2 separate regions of the Homo sapiens genome follow, and region 2 is linked to region 1. Evidence: chromatin loops called from intact Hi-C (ENCODE). Cell type or tissue: A673. All regions are shown on one strand.

What was found. Hi-C counts contacts between places; a loop is a spot of excess contacts. Peaks named below come from ENCODE experiments on the same cell type or tissue, not always from the same donor. Only the 100,000 strongest peaks of a DNase experiment are listed, where the experiment ranks them.
Region 2: it touches region 1 in a loop (4-fold over the local background); 7 of 110 quality-filtered maps call a loop at or near these places.

Annotation. Positions count from the first base shown.
Region 1 is chr5:163,343,548-163,351,547 of GRCh38, reverse strand. All of the region lies in intron 1 of LOC105377700 (a long non-coding RNA gene), which reads left to right. Among named protein-coding and RNA genes, the nearest start is that of CCNG1, 90 kb to the left of the region's middle. In A673, CTCF peaks have their summits at 3,562 and 3,765 (motif pointing right); a DNase peak (open chromatin) is centred at 3,777; H3K27ac peaks cover 510 bases.
Region 2 is chr5:162,205,220-162,213,219 of GRCh38, reverse strand. No RefSeq gene overlaps it. Among named protein-coding and RNA genes, the nearest start is that of GABRG2, 140 kb to the right of the region's middle. In A673, a CTCF peak has its summit at 4,063 (motif pointing left); a DNase peak (open chromatin) is centred at 4,029.

The DNA of each region.
Region 1 (8,000 bases):
GGCAGTACACTGCTGGCTTCCCTTCATCCTAGAGCAAGAGTCTTTTTAAGAGGACTCTGGTCCAGCTACATTTCTATGTGAGTACCTACCTCCTCTTCTCTCCACACACTCTGGGTTTCTCTTCTCCCATCTCCCTAAGGAATTCTCTTGCCAACCTTTCAGGTGGCTTGAGGAGAGAGAGGGGATAAATGTCACTCTATCCCTATAAATACCCTTCAAAGTATTTTCTGTCTCCCTTATAGAATCTCTGGGCTTCTTTTATTGTGGTTGAAGGTTTTTGATGAGCTAAGAGTTACTACTAGACTGGTTGAGTTACCTTTTAGCATGTCCTTCAGACATGTGTCTAGCACACCTGTGTTAAAGGCATGGGCATTACTTACCCATCATGGTCAGCACCAGGTCTCCAGGAGATAACAAGAAATTGCTGTTTCATTGGTATATAGCTATTTGTTTACCCAGACATATTTCCTTGTACTGTATTCATAAGCAATCTGAGGGCAAATCTTCTTTTAAATTTTTTTTTCAGTTTATTACTTGTTCAATGAATAAGTAGACATTCAGTCCTCTAATTGCTAATTAAATGAGGATAGAATGTGCCAAGTTTTATAGTAGGTGTTGGGGATATAACAAAGATAACAAAGACATAGCCCATGACTTTAAAGTTCTATTTTAATGGGGTAGATATATATTAAAGAAGCACAAAAACCTACAGTTAATTTCTAATGTTGATAAGTGCTATAAAACGAAAATGGAGAGTCCTGTCAGAAGGCATAAATGGAGTGGGGTGAGGTGAGGATAAAGAAGCAGTTGGGGTCTGACCATGCAGAGAACTGCAAGGCACTCAAGAGGATCTGGATTTTTATCTTAAGAGCAATGGAAAGCCTTTGGAGGGTTTTAAGTACAGGAGCATTGTGTTCCCATTTTCATGCCCAGGTGGTTCAGATTCAATAACTTTTTGGCATAGAGGACATAGATAACAAATATAGGAAAGGTCACTCATCAACAGAGGGCAATGCCTCAGTTTCAGTCCCACAAATGTCCTGCAAATCCTACTGCTGAAGTCATGCTTCCATTATTATGCTCCCTGCTGATCTGAGACTGGATTTGATCAGATGGAGCTGTGTTTAACGGACAGTCCTCTTCTCTGCAGAAACATTTTGGTGCAGTCCTGCAGATTTCAGATAACCTAATGGCGAGAATTCTGTTCTTTCAGTGGGAAACCATAGCAACAGGCCACTTAGGAGGCACACTATATAATCTATCTGTTCTTCACTTAGTATTCTGCAGTCCTGAAATAGTCATCATTGCCTAATATGAGTATGCAAAAGGTCAGGCAAATATAAGCCCCATGACAGTGCAGTTCTCTCTCTAACCACAGGGTAGGGGCAGGGAAGGCATCCTCTGTTGGAGGCAAGAATCAGATTTATTGGGGCCAGGAAGGAGAAAGGATTTGGGACCAGCAGCTCTTTGTTTTAATACAAATTGTAAACCAATCTTTAATCTCCAAGTACATAGAATTGCTCCTTTTCTAAAACTGTATACATAGATAAGCTCGGTATTGTACTTGGTACAATAAATGCTAAACTGCAAGGTTTAGGGTTCAGAACATTTATGTCCTAGCATTTGCGATGCCACAGCACATCTCCTCATCTGCTTTAGGTGAAAAATAGTAATCCATAAGCCCTTTGATAATTGCATGTAGGATTCAGGACTACAAAGAGCCAAAATTTCCAGCTTAGTATCCATCAAAGCATATAGTTTAAAAGGATCTTTGGTAAAAAACAGGTGGAAATGGTAAGCTCTTTAGGGAAGAGGATTCAAAACAGTTGGTCACCGTGTAATTTGGTTAGCATTTGGTAGGTGGAAAATGGAGAGCCATAGAAAGAACAAAAAAAGAGAGAGGAAAAGGAAAAGGATCTTTTTGGGCTTCCCACTATGCTAGTAAGACTTTTGGAAATGTATATATTTATATATATACACATATTACTACTACTTTGGTAAGCTGTCTGAGGGCAAGGCTTCTTTTACTTGCCCTCAGATTGCTTACCATAGTTGTAGTAATTAAGTAGTAAGGTATTTATATATATATGTTTGTATATATAAAGCACATCTTAAGGTGCCACTTTCTTTTTCTTTTTAAACCCTAACTGGAAAAGTTTTCCCTTTTTCTTTCTCCCCTGTGATCTCACTGGGTCTTGCATTTCCATTTTGATTTCTGGTGCTTGGCACTGGTACCATTTTGTGAAGTGGTTCTCCGAGCAGCCATCCCTAAGTGCTCCAGTGGGCTGTATTCTACGTCTATCACCCTCTCCCTAATGCAAGCACCACAAAGCCTGGTGGCTAAGAATATTTACCTACCACCATTGTTGATTCACATCATTGGTTTTTCAATGGCTCACTAAGAAGACCTTTAAAGAGATCACACAAGTTACATGGACATGACACCATGGCCAGAAGCCTATGGGAAGAGAGGGATGAACCCCAGTGTAAAATGGACATTTGCTAGGCGGACTGCACCTGAAGTTTAGAAAGGGAGAAATCAGAGCTCCTGGAAATGATGCCCAGAGGTATTTAGTTTGCTTCACTTTTTTATCTATCCTTTATTCTTTCATTTATTGAACAAATATTCTTTGAGCTTCTATTTGCCTGGTGTTGTGCTAAGTATTGGGGACACAACAGAGAAACGAATAGACGTAGTTCCTACCCAAAGAATATCATGGTCTGCTGTGGAAACAAATAGGTAGGCAATTAGAATACAGTGTGATGAGGATCATGAGCCTTGGTCATGTGATTTTTTTTTTTTTTTTTTTTGAGACGGAGTCTCGCTCTGTCACCCAGGCTGGAGTTCAGTGGCGCAATCTTGGCTCACTGTAAGCTCCACCCCCTGGGTTCATGCCATTCTCCTGCCTCAGCCTCCTGAGAAGCTGGGACTACAGGCGCCCACCACCACGCCCAGCTAATTTTTTTGTATTTTTAGTAGAGACGGGGTTTTACCGTGTTAGCCAGGATGGTCTTGATCTCCTGACCTCATGATCCACCCGCCTTAGCCTCCCGAAGTGCTGGGATTACAGGCATGAGCCACCGCGCCGGCTGGTCATGTGATTTTATGTGTGTGAGAAATAAACTTTTCTTGGTGTAAGCCACTGAGATTTTATGGCTGGTTGTTGCTACAGTATAGCCTATCTTACCATAGCTAACAGGCTGTATCTGCATGAAGAGGGATTATGCCAGCCTAAGTAATCTCTTAAGCCTTGTTTTTTCATGCTTCAGGAAGGAAGAGCTTTCAGAGGCCAGGATTCATTTCACAAATTGATCTCTAGCCACAATATTGTAGAAATTGGCCTTTCTTTATTTCTGTCTTACTAAGAAAGAAAGCTAGGATCGGTATTCCTTCTGTTTACCTTATATTTATAGTCTTCCTGTGCTTTAGCTGATTTTGGCATCTGAGGAAATTTCACACCATCAATTCTCAAAAACCAAGGAGGGAGTTCTGTTTTTTTCCCAGCTTCCATGTGCCTGCTTGATACAAATACAGCTGAGTAATTTTTCCCTACTTCTTGCCCTTCTAGAGCACCAAAGATGTCTTGTCTTTAACATTATTGTTTTTTTCATATTGTGCAACATTTTCAAGCAACAAGAGAAATTACCTACAGCTGCCTATCAGCAGGGCTGGGGCAAAGAGATTACAAAAGAAGTTTTATTTTAAATGAAATTGAACTAGTTTCTTCAACACAAAATATGCAGGCTGTCTCTTCCAGCCGTTTGCCGGAAGGGGGCAGTATAAGAACATGGTTTGCTCATCCCTTACTGCACCAACTCATTTAAGAATCTGCATTTCAGAGTGTTTATATTAGGAATCACACTAAGTGTTTTGTGAAATTATTTTTACATATATTTCCAGGGCTGAGAAATTTCAGAGCGCTCTGAAAAAAAAAAAAAAAAAAAGACCCAACATGCATGAGAGTTTTTTAATGGACTTGGTTTATACCCCTGAAGACCAAAGTGGATTTCTTTTCTTTTCTTTTCTTTTTTTAAGCTGAAAGGCTGGACAAAATGTAGGCTGGAGGAAGACCAGGCACATGAATTTAAGCCCATACTGGCCTTTGTCTTGTTTCTTCTACTCTTGGTGGAATGGTTAATGCAGAGTGAAAACTATTTGCAGAATTTGGCTTTCTCATATCCTTTCTCTGACTAGAGGCAGCTAAAACTCAGCAGTCCTTTAAAAAGGATTCCTAAATCAGCACGAATTCAGCATATTCAAGTGCACCAACAACTAGATATTTTGGAGTAGAAATGCTGAATCTGACAGGTGTGGTGGAAACAACAGTGGCTTCTGAGTGTGTCGGTGAAAGTCTGCGTGGACTTCAGCTTCTTTATTAACTACAGGGAATGAATAAGAATCTCTATGACCCTTTTTATATTTGAATATCTATGATTCCAAAATCTGGAATTATTATTCTACTACTATTATTACTAATACTACTGCTACTGTAAATGACATTTATTACACTATTAATATCTGCAAGGGATATTAATGAATGCTTCCCATTCATTATGTCCTTCGGTTTTTACAGCAATACAATGAGGTAAACATTATCAACCTGATTTTATAGGCTACAAAGCTGAGGATCAGAGAAGTTTAATGAATTGTCCAACGTCACAAAGCTAGCAAAGGGTGAGAACTTGATCTAGATCCAAATATTCTGACTCCAAAAGTCTCTATCTATGCTTAACCTTTGCTATGCTATTTTTTTTCTTTTAAATTCTAGCACTTGTCTCTTTCTTTGGTCTCTGACATACCCATGCGTGGTGCCAGGCTAATATGATTACTGTCTTTGGCCACTAGCCTTTGCCTCTGCCCATCCCAGTTTCTAAGGCTCCCACTACCCTCTTCCTGTATATCTAAATATTATTCATTCTTCAAGTTCTAGTTTATGCCTGTGCTCTTGCCTGACTCCTTTAGCCCATGTGAATCAGTTTTTCTCCTGGAATTTTATTGCACTTATAAACCATTCTATATAATTTAGACTCAACTCGATCTTGTCTGTCATTTTGCTCTGTGTTTTAAATAAGTTGGCTTCGTCAATATTAACCATAGTGCAAGGCTCCTGAGGATGGAAAACACATCTTAGTCCTTTTAAGCTCCTGCTATGAAGAGTGCAGGGTTGCATAACAAGTTGGGGATCAATAATTTCTTCTTGTTTGCTAGAGATAGACCTCAGGCAAAAATGATCTCTTTTACTTCCAAAAATTATGGCAGTCTCTGAGAAAAATAGTTTTCTAGTCTTGCTTTAAAAACAAAACTAAAAACAAAACAACAAAAACCTAAGAAATTTCAAACCTCCCTGGCCAATATTGTTACTTATTTCACAAGTTGAACAATCAGAAATTATTATTATTATTATCATTACTATCATATAAATGGTTAACATTTATAGGTTATTATATTCCAAGCATTGGGCTTAGTTGTTTTACATGAATTTTATTTCTGTATTCAAAATAGCACTATCAGGAGAGCAAGTCTCTCACTTTATAGACAGTATAGCAGGTTTAGAGAGGTTGAATAATTCATATAAGCTCTCACAGAGCTGGTTAGTGGCAGAACGAGGACTATAGCCTATTTTTTTTTTTTTTTCCTGATTTCAGGCCTGGTTTTCTTGTGTTTGGCTTAATTGCACCGTGTTGCAAATTTGCTTGTTCCTACAAATGACAATGCATGTCTGTTTTTCAAACATACCTGTTCCCCTCCACCTAGAAAACTGTCTAGCTTATTATTTTTAGATCTATATTTTAAATACTCATCTCCAACCAAGTGTCCAGTGGGAATCTGGCCGTCCTCATGATAGTAGACTGAATTAGGGTTCTCCAAGGATGTCTACATCCTAGTCCCTGGAACCCATGAGTACCGCAAATGTTGCAGATGTTGCAGAAAGTTTGCAGAATGTGGTTAAGAGTCGTAAGTTGGAATTATCCTACATCATTCAGTGGACCTTGAAGATAACCCTAATGGCCCTTATAAGAGGCAGGCAAGAAGGTCAAAGACAGGAGAAGGCTGTGTGATCATGGAAGTGGATATTGAAGCGATGCTGCCAGGAGTTCAGGAATGCTGCAGCTGTTAGAAGCTGGAAAAGGCAGGAAACAGATGTGCCTCTGGAGCCTTTGTAAGGATAGCCTTGCCAACATCCTGATTTTAGCTCCTTAAAACACGTGTTGACCTCTGGTCTCCAAAGTATAAGAGAATAAATTTGTGTTATTTTAAGCTGCTGAGTTTGTAATTTTTTTTAAAATAACAGCAATAGGAAACTAGTACTCTAAGAGTTCCATTGGATATACACACTTTCATGGCCTGAGGAGCAGGACTGGGTCCGATTGCTTATACTAAACCCTTACTCTTGCCTCTTGGAGCTACAGGGGATGACTCCATCTGAAAGGAGTGAAGAAACTAGGGCCAGCTCTAAATGCTGTCTAGTGTCTAGGCAGTAATAAGTGGGCAGTACAGGAGAAAACTGCAATCATACCCTCAATCCACTGAAGTTTTTTTTTTATTTTGACAAAGTAGGGGAAAGCTGATGGGACAAGATGTGACTTCATAATGTACCATGGAATGAGATGGGCTTACTGTTTGAGGGCTTTAATGAAGGTAGTTCTTTATTTTGTTGTGTTTGTTTTTGACCCCTTAGTAGATGATGTAGTTTGGGTATTTAGTCCTCCTAAATCTCATGTTGAAATGTAATCCCCAGTGCTGGAGGTAGGGCGGGATGGGAGGTGTTAGAGGCATGGGGGTGGATTCCTCACGAAAGGCTTGGTGCTGTCCTTGTGATAGTGAGTGAGTTCTCCAGAGACCTGGCTATTTAAAAAATGTGTAGCACCGGCCGGGCGCGGTGGCTCATGCCTGTAATCCCAGCACTTTGAGAGGCCGAGGTGGGCGGATCACGAGGTCAGGAGATCGAGACCATCCTGGCTAACACGGTGAAATCCCGTCTCTACTAAAAATACAAAAACAAAATTAGCCGGCGTGGTGGCAGGCGCCTGTAGTCCCAGCTATTCGGGAGGCTGAGGCAGGAGAATGGCGCGAACCAGGGAGGCGGAGCTTGCAGTGAGCCGAGATCGCGCCGCTGCACTCCAGCCTGGGCGACATCGGATTTCTTCCTGTCTCCTCACTCTTTGTCCTATGTCATTGCCTCATTGTTAGGTTCCATACATGGCCCTGGCTACTGAGGTTCTCCCTTGACAGGGTCAAAATGATTTCACAGCTTACACCATATGATCTCTATTTACAGAGGAGATCTCTTTTAGTGCTCCCACATCATTTCTGGCATTCACTCTCTCTCTCTTTGACTGGCTGGCATTGGGTCACATGTCTCCCCTTGAACCCATCTCTGGGGCCTGGAGGATGGGATACAGAAACTGTATTAAGCCAAATGTAATCCATTCATTCACCTTGGAACATGACTAAGAATGGGAAGATGAGTACTCAAGAAAGAAAATCAGAATTATTTGGTGGGGGAAAGGGAAGAAAATGCTGGGGAGAAAGGTATTGTGCTAGCACAAACTCAGTGCAGATGACTCGTAATGGTTTTCTTATTTATAAGATGGGTTCTGTTACTAGAAAGAAGATGAAAGGATATTGAGGATGTAAAACCGTTAGCTATTCGTGACACATCAGTCAATAATTGTTACTCATTATATTAGGATATTATCCATCCATTCATTTTATAGAAAGTGGGGTCCAAAAGATGCTGTGACTTCATCAAGGTAGCAGAGGTAATAAGTGGCCAAATTGGTACTAATATATTCATCAATATATTATTATTATTATTTTGAGATGGAGTCTCTATCGTACAGGCTAGAGCACAGTTTCACCATCTTGGCTCACTGCAGCCTCTGCCTCCCGGGTTCAAGCGCTTCTCCTGCCTCAGCCTCCAGAGTAGCTGGGACTACAGGTGTGCACCACCATGCCCAGCTAATTTTTTTTATTTTTTTGTATTTTTGGTAGAGAC
Region 2 (8,000 bases), 1.1 Mb after region 1:
TGTGTTTCTGTTTATGTGCTGTTTCTTCTCCTTAATCTGTAGGCCACTCAAGAACCTGTAGAAGACATGAAAATATCAGTCAACTCAAAGATTTAAATGTGGACAAGGAATGCCATAAAAAAGCCAACAGGGAATATTTTACTATATTTCCTTTCCCTCCCTCCCTCCCTCCCTCTCTCCCTCCCTCCGTTCCTTCCTTCCTTCCTTCCTTCTCTCCCTCCCTTTTTCTTTTCTTTTAATCTTTTGAAGATACAGGGTTTCTCTCTGTCACCCAGGTTGCAGTCAGTTGGCATGATCACAGCTCACTTTAGCCTCAATCTCCTGGGTTTAAGCAATCCTCCCACATCATCCTGAGTAGCTGGAACCACAGATGCCCACCACCACACTTGGCTAAGAGTTTTGTTTTTTAAGTAGTAGACACAGGGTCTTGCTTTGTTGCCCAGGCTGATCTGAAACTCCTGGCTTCAAGTGATCCTACTGCTTTGCCCTCCCAAAATGTTGGAATTATGGATGTTGAGCCATTGACCCTAGGCTTCTTTTTCCTTAATAACATCAGAATGGGAAAGTCTGTCCAAGTATTTTCCCAAAGCTATTATTGAAGTGACTGATAAATGCAGGAAAAAACACACCCATTTCTCCCATCTCTGACCCCTGGCCACCCAGTCCCTCTACTCAAAGACCACCAACTGTCCTGATGTTTGAATACAATTTGAAGTTGTCTATGCATGTAGAATAACAGAGGGACATGGAGCACTTAACATTTAACACAAATGTTAACAGACTACAAATTGTTCTTCTTCTTACTTTTAAAAAAAAAGATATTCAAAGTTCTGGATCAACAAAATAAAATTACCTAGTTCTTTATATATCATAGTTTTCCGTTGTATTACTCTGCATAACTTACTTAACCAGGAATGATTGATGTGTATTTTTCTTCTTTTCAGTGTTTTGCTATCACTAACATGCTTTGATGACATTCTTCAATTCATATCAGTGAGTATATATTTTGAGTAAATCTTTAGAAACTTTATAAACATTCTAGTTTTTAAAATTACTGAAAAATTTATCTTAAGGACATTGAAATCATGTATCCTCCACACCAATCAAAGGTGAGTGTTCCTGCTTCCCCAATACCCCGAGGAAGCTGTAGATTTACTGAACGACTTTTTTATCTTTACCAATCAGGCAGTTGAAATGGCAGTATGTGGCTTTAAATGGTATTTTAAAAAATATTTTAAGTCAGATTGAACATTTTTTCAAAAATTTTAAAATTACTTTCCTTTTAACTATGTTTGGTTGTTACTCATATTTATTCTACCTGAATTTTAATATTTTTTGTCTTAGAACAGCCATTTGTATATTAATAATATAAGCCATTTGTCTGTAGTATTAGATAGAAAATACTTTTTCCTAACCTAATTTCTTTACCATCTTCAGTCATATTTATTGGGTTTATGGGTGTGTGCACATATGTGCACATGCTCGTAAGCATAAGTGTATTTATCGCTCCCCTTAAAAGTTTTTTTTTTTTTTTGAGGTGCTGCTTCTTTTTTTTTTCTTAAATTTGAGACAAAGTCTCACTCTGTTGCCCTGGTTGGAGTGCAGTGATGCAGTCTTGGCTGGCTGCAACCTCCGCCTCCCGGGTTGAAGCGATTCTTCTGTCTCAGCCTCCCTAGTAGCTGAGATTACAGTCATGTGCCTCCATGCTCTGCTAATTTTGTATTTTTGCTAGAGATGGGGTTTCACCATATTGGCCAGGCTGGTTTCAAACTCCTGACCTCAAGTGATCCATCCACCTCAGCCTCCCAAAGTGCTGGGATTACAGGTGTGAGATACCATGCCTGGCTAAGGTGCTACTTCTTAAATTGTTTAATTAATGACAAATCAGAAAATCAGACCGTTCAAAACAATTCTCTTTGCTTTGCTTTGCTTTTACTTTTTAGCTGCAGGGTTTTGCTCTGTTGCTCAGGCTGGAGTGCACTGGTGCCATAATAGCTAACCATAGCCTTGAACTCAAGGGCTCAAACACCCTTCTCAGCCTTTCAAATAGCTAAGACTACAGGTGAGTGTCACCTCACCCAGCTAATTTAATTAATTAATTAATTAATTTTTTATATTGGCAGGATCTCCCCATGTTTATTAGGATGGTCTCAAACTCCTGGCCTCAAACGATTCTACCGACTTGGCCTCCCGAAGGGCTGGGGTTAAAGGCATGAGCCACCATCTTTAGTCTAGAACAGTTTTCAAGTTCACATGGAACAAAACTTCAGTTTTCTTTGTTTTTTTTGGTAAATAAAAGGATAACCAAAGCAAAACTATATTCTATTTTATTTATTTATTTATTTTGGAGACAGGGTCTCCCTTGCCGCTCAGGCTGGAATGCAGCAGAGCGATCATAGCTCACTGTAGACTTGAAGTCCTGGGCTTGAGCAATCCTTCTGCCTCAGCCTCCCAAGTAGCTAGGACAACAGGCGTGCACCACCACCCCAGGGTAATTTTAAATTTTTTTGTAGAGATAGGGTCTCACCATGTTGCTTACTCTAGTTTTGAACTTTTGACCTTAAGCAATCCTCTCTACTCAGCCTCCCAAAGTGCTGGGAATACAGACATGAGTCACAGTGCCCAGCCTATATTCTCTTTCATACTGAACATACTGTACTGATGTTTTGTTAAGATTTGTTTTTCATTAGGAAAATGCTTAGATTCTATCAATGCTGTTAACTTCTGAATCATGTTTCCATTCAAGGAAGGAAAGATTAATTGGAGTTTTATATTCTATAATTTCCACCATTTGTATTAGAAAAATGTACAAAGAACAAATGTAACTTAATCAGAAATATTCAAAACTGTCTACTTATTTTAATATTTTATTTAATATTTTAATTAGCTCACTTTGTAAAAATATTGGCTACTTCAGACACAAAATATTCTTGTAGGGATGTAATTAAATTTTAGTGCTGCTCATTTTTATTCATTAGCAAAGAGGACTTCATTTGAATTTTTATTGGTGAGTTAACTGAGTTAGTCTATGGCATATCCAGCAGCCAGACCGACATCATCATTTAAACATGCCTGTATATATGTTTATTTACAGTGCAGGTTCTGTTACTTGAAGTATATTCAAACATATAATTATTGTTTGAAGAAAGTGTTAAGGACACTGATTTATTTAGTAACCAGCTCTATACCGAAAGCTTTGCAAATGCTCTCTCCTTCTGTACCTCTCTCTGACACTCTCTCCTCTTTTATCTTTTGCTTTATCTGTATATTCTCTTTTTTGTGGGAGGAATTACAAGAGAATTAATCAGAATTTACTATTGGAAGAAGGTGAGAAAATACAAATTTAGTTTTTATATTTTATACTATCATGCTATTTACATTTTTCTTCATAAATATATATTCTTTTCATTTATTTCTAGAAAATATGTTAACAGTGGATTTCCCAGCATGGAGATTATCCATCCCCTCCTTGATTTTTATTCTATAGTAGAGAGAACACAGCAACAGAAAATATGCATTCTTGCAAAAATATTTAAAATCCTGGATCCTATGCCATCATGGTCCATATGGGCATTTGCAGACAGGGAGACAAGGTTCAAGGAAAGTGGTTTATTTGGGAGGTGATCCCAGAGGCACTGGCAGAGGAGCAGGGGAGTGAGACAGAGAAGGAAAGTGCATTGTTTCTCCAATTCACTGGATTTTCATCCCCACTAGGATGAAGCTGTAAGTCAGTGTGGCACATGTGCCTCAGAGTCAACCCATAGGAGGGTACACTGGCGAGGGGTGTGGGGCAGGGAGCTGCTCCCAAGGAGTGTTAACTCTCTGGCCCTTCAAACCTGCCAGAGGTTTGGGGAGAGCAGGCTCTGGCAGCCAGAGAGAATCCTCAGGGAGCAGAAAGCCAGTTGTGCGTGACAGTCATAATGCCCTAGTGGGTACAGGCAGGAAGCTTCAAATCAGCCTCGCATTTTCTGACATGTACCCAGAGCAATGAGCACTCCATCATAGCTTCCTGTGGTCTGAGGCTGTCACTGAGTCTTCTCTCTCTACTGCCCTCATCTGGCCACTACTGACCGTTAGGGGCTGCTCAGGACTTACAGACAGATCCTCTGGAAAAGAGTAACTCCTCTGAGGCCAGCTTGCAGGGCAGATGAACCTCACTTCACCTATGTAGCATTCATTTGTGTTTGCCTACACAGAGGAGTCCGGCTTCTAAAAAACCCCTCAGTTGTCACTGGGAGATGCTCCTCCCTCATGCAAACAGTCTCAGTTTATGTGAATCAGGATGAACACATGCAGATTTCAATCAGTACAGTTTAAATAACGGCAGGTAAGTTCTAAGGTCTTTGTTAAGAATACCAGAAAAGGGGTCCACATCTTTGTTCTTGAGCTGAAGTTGGAAAGATTTTGCCTTTGTTGTCTCTGTTTGCCATTGGGTGACCACAGGGACTCTCTGAGTGTGGGTTAGCACAGTAAAAGAGAGCTGAGTTCGAGAGAGAGGTAAGGTCCTGAGCCATCATTTGGGGGTGTCATCTTTATTCCAGGATTGCTTAAATGCCACACCTACCCCTGGGTTTCTTTAACCTCAGTAGATAAATCAGTTTAAGTAATGCATTTTGTTCATTTGTGTAGATGAGTTTCTAAAATGAAGCATTAGGTGATCAGATCATTTCTGAATAAGGGTAATGAGATATGGGAAAGACTGAAAACAGTATCAACACAATAATGACTGTGTTGAGAAACAGCACTCCTGGATTTGCCAAGGAATTAGAGACGGGACAAGTCAAGTCCTCATTTCTGAAAGATCTGGAAAACACAAGAGGGGACCAAGGAATGCAGGGTTTCTGCTTCAGGAAATAAGCCTGTCAGTTACTTACAACACAGGACCCTCAAGAGAAGAAATCCTGCAAAAACTGAGCTACTAAAACCAAGGATGTCAGCAACATAGATCTTCCTTTCTATTGAGCCTCTCTTTCCGGTTTTCTTGTCATCCTTCTCCCCTTTTCTGCTCTCCAGAACATTATTTGTACCAGGCTATGGGGATGGGCAGAATGCACATAGTTCATCAATATTATTCTTGAATTCTGTATTTATGAATTCACCTACTCTCCAAAATTGATATGTAATCCCCAAATTGATACAGCACTTTTACAGTCACTGGAGATGCGAAAAGTCCAGTGAAAAATTTGTTACCAGAAGTTCACATTCCCAAATGAGATTGAACTCTTCCATTTTGTTTCAGCTCTCATTCTGTAAACAAGTTTTCTTTTAGTGGTCAATTTAGTGCCACATTTTTCCCATTTTTGACTTTCTGTTGATGATTTTGTCATTAAAATGGCCCCCAATCAGAGTGCTAAAGTGCTGTGTAGTGTTCCTAAGAGTAAGAAGGCTGTGATGTGTCTTAGGGAGAAAATGTGTGTATGATAAGGGAGAAAATGTGTGTATAGATGGAAGCTATAGTGCTATTGGCCATAAGCTCAGTGTTAATGCATCAATGGTGTATTACATGAGTTTTCTGTAAATAGAAACATGTAAAACAAGGTTATATATTTATCAGTTGAAAATGTGGGCCAAGCATGGTGGCTCACACCTGTAATCCCAGCACTTTGGGAGGCCAAGGCAGGTGAATCACCTGAGGTCAGGAGTTTGAGACCATCCTGGCCAACATGGCCCCATCTCTACGAAACCCCATCTCTACTAAAAATACAAAAATTAGCCAGTCCTGGTGGCACGTGCCTGTAATCCCAGCTACTGGGGAGGCTGAGGCAGGAGAATCACTTGAACCAAGGAGGTGAAGGTTGCAGTGAGCTGAGATTGTGCCATTGCACCCCAGCCTGGGCAACAAGAGTGAAACACTGCCCCCCACCCCCAACTCCCCCCAAAAAAAGAAAAAGAAAATGTTGTGACCAGAGGTTTGTAGAAATTTCACCCTCCATTTCCCCCAGAAGCAATGGTTCAGCCTTTGCTAATTACATTTTTTAGAATGACTTTATATAGCATAACTACCACAAATAATGAGAATCAATGGTGTCTTTGCTCCTTTATTGATTTAACCTAAGTGTCATTGTTCAAAGTGCACTTGTCTGGATTTAGGCCAACCTGCATCCTCACATGCATCTGCTCATATGTTACTCTATGCACCTCAGTTTCCTACAAATATGAATAATGATACCAACCTGATAGATTTGTTTTGGAGATTAATGTTAGTTAACATAAAGTGCTTATTTCAGTGCCTTGCAATATAAAAAATGCTCAATAACATTATTTTCAGGTGATGCCTTTTTAATTCTAGCACACAAGTGTAAGTGCTCATTATGTTTTTGCTTAAACAGATTTCAGGTAGATCAACCTAGAAGTGGTGCCCCAAGGTGGCTGCTGTTCCTCATATCTCTTTCGGTTTCTTAAAGGGAAGCTATTTTTTTAATGGAGAAGTTGGGTTCCCTTCTCCTGCATCCTGACTATTTTATACCTTTATCAGGTTTCTCAACTTCTTCTGACAGATTTAACTTGACACCGCTCCCCTTACCTCCCTGCTCAGAGCTGTGGGCTATCACGACTGTCATCACTTGGCAGCTTAGCTTGCTGTCCTGGACTGTTCTTTAAGGAATAGTTCAATGAGACTGCAGTGAACTTTTCAGTTTTAGAAAAATCATTAAGTTTTCTTACATGGCAAAAGTAATTTTTTTAAATAAAATGTTTAGTAGTCACCTAGCAAATCCTAAACAAAATCAGGGTGGCATAAACACCTGCCTATTTATTTTGTTTGGAAACTGCTTCAGGAAGTTTTCAGTCTCTTAGACTTTAATTTTAAAGAGGACTCTGGCCATATCTCAGGCTGTCTGTGGGTAGAACATTCTCTTTAACCAACAATACTGAGTGTCAAATTATTATGCTTCTCTCATCCTCCCTTAGAGGCAGGGCCTCTAAGATGGGCAAAAACTTGAGGTTTTGTGACCCCTTTGCGTGTTAATGCCTATTTTGCTTTTTATTTGAAGAAGGAGAAAGACAAAAGGGCTTGGATTTTGCATCCCATGTGTTTTCTGAAAACAGCTTGATTGGAAGTGAGGTGAAGTTTGTCCTGGGGGAGAAATCATTTTTTCTTCTCTATGCATTCCTCCTCCATTTCTGTGGCTCCTCTCCTGTATCCCTCCCTGCTGAGAAATTTGGAAGCATCCTTGTCTCAGGTTTCCCTGTAGGTCAGTGTCTTTCCCTGACACTCCTATCACCCCTACTGAAGAGAAGCTGTCTCCTCTGTTCTATGACCTTAGGGTCCTGTTTCCCATCCCCCCATTTTTCATAATCTTTTTGTTCAGCTTTATTGAGATATAACTGAAGACAATAAAAATTGCATGTATTTAAAGTATACAAGGTGATGTCTTGATATATGTATACATTGTGAAATGATTGCCACAATCAAGCTAATTAACATAACCATCACTTTGTATAGATGCCATTTGTGTGTGCCTGTGTGTGTGTGTGTGTGTGTGTGGTGAGAACACTTAAGATCTACTCTCTTAGCAAATTTCAAGTATACAATACATTTTACCAGCTATGGTCACCATGCTGTACGTTAGATCTCTAAAACTTACTCATCCTGTATAACTGATAGTTTCTTTTCTTTGATCACCATTGTTGGATCTCCGCAATCCCCCACCCTACCCTGGCAGCCACTATTTTACTCTTGCTTCTATGAATTTGACTTACCACATACAAATGATATAATGCAGTATTTAATTTTCTGTGCCTGGCTTATTTCATTTAATATAAGGAACTCAAGTTTCGTCCATTTTGGTGAAAGTAACAGGATTTCTTTCTTTCTTGAGGTTGAATAATATTTCATTGTGTGGGTAAGGGTGTGTGTGTGTCTGTGTGTGTGTACATATGCATGTATATACATGTACATGTATATACATATGCATGTATATACATGTACATGTATATACATATGCATGTATATACATGTACACATCGACATTTACATGAATATATATATTTACATATAC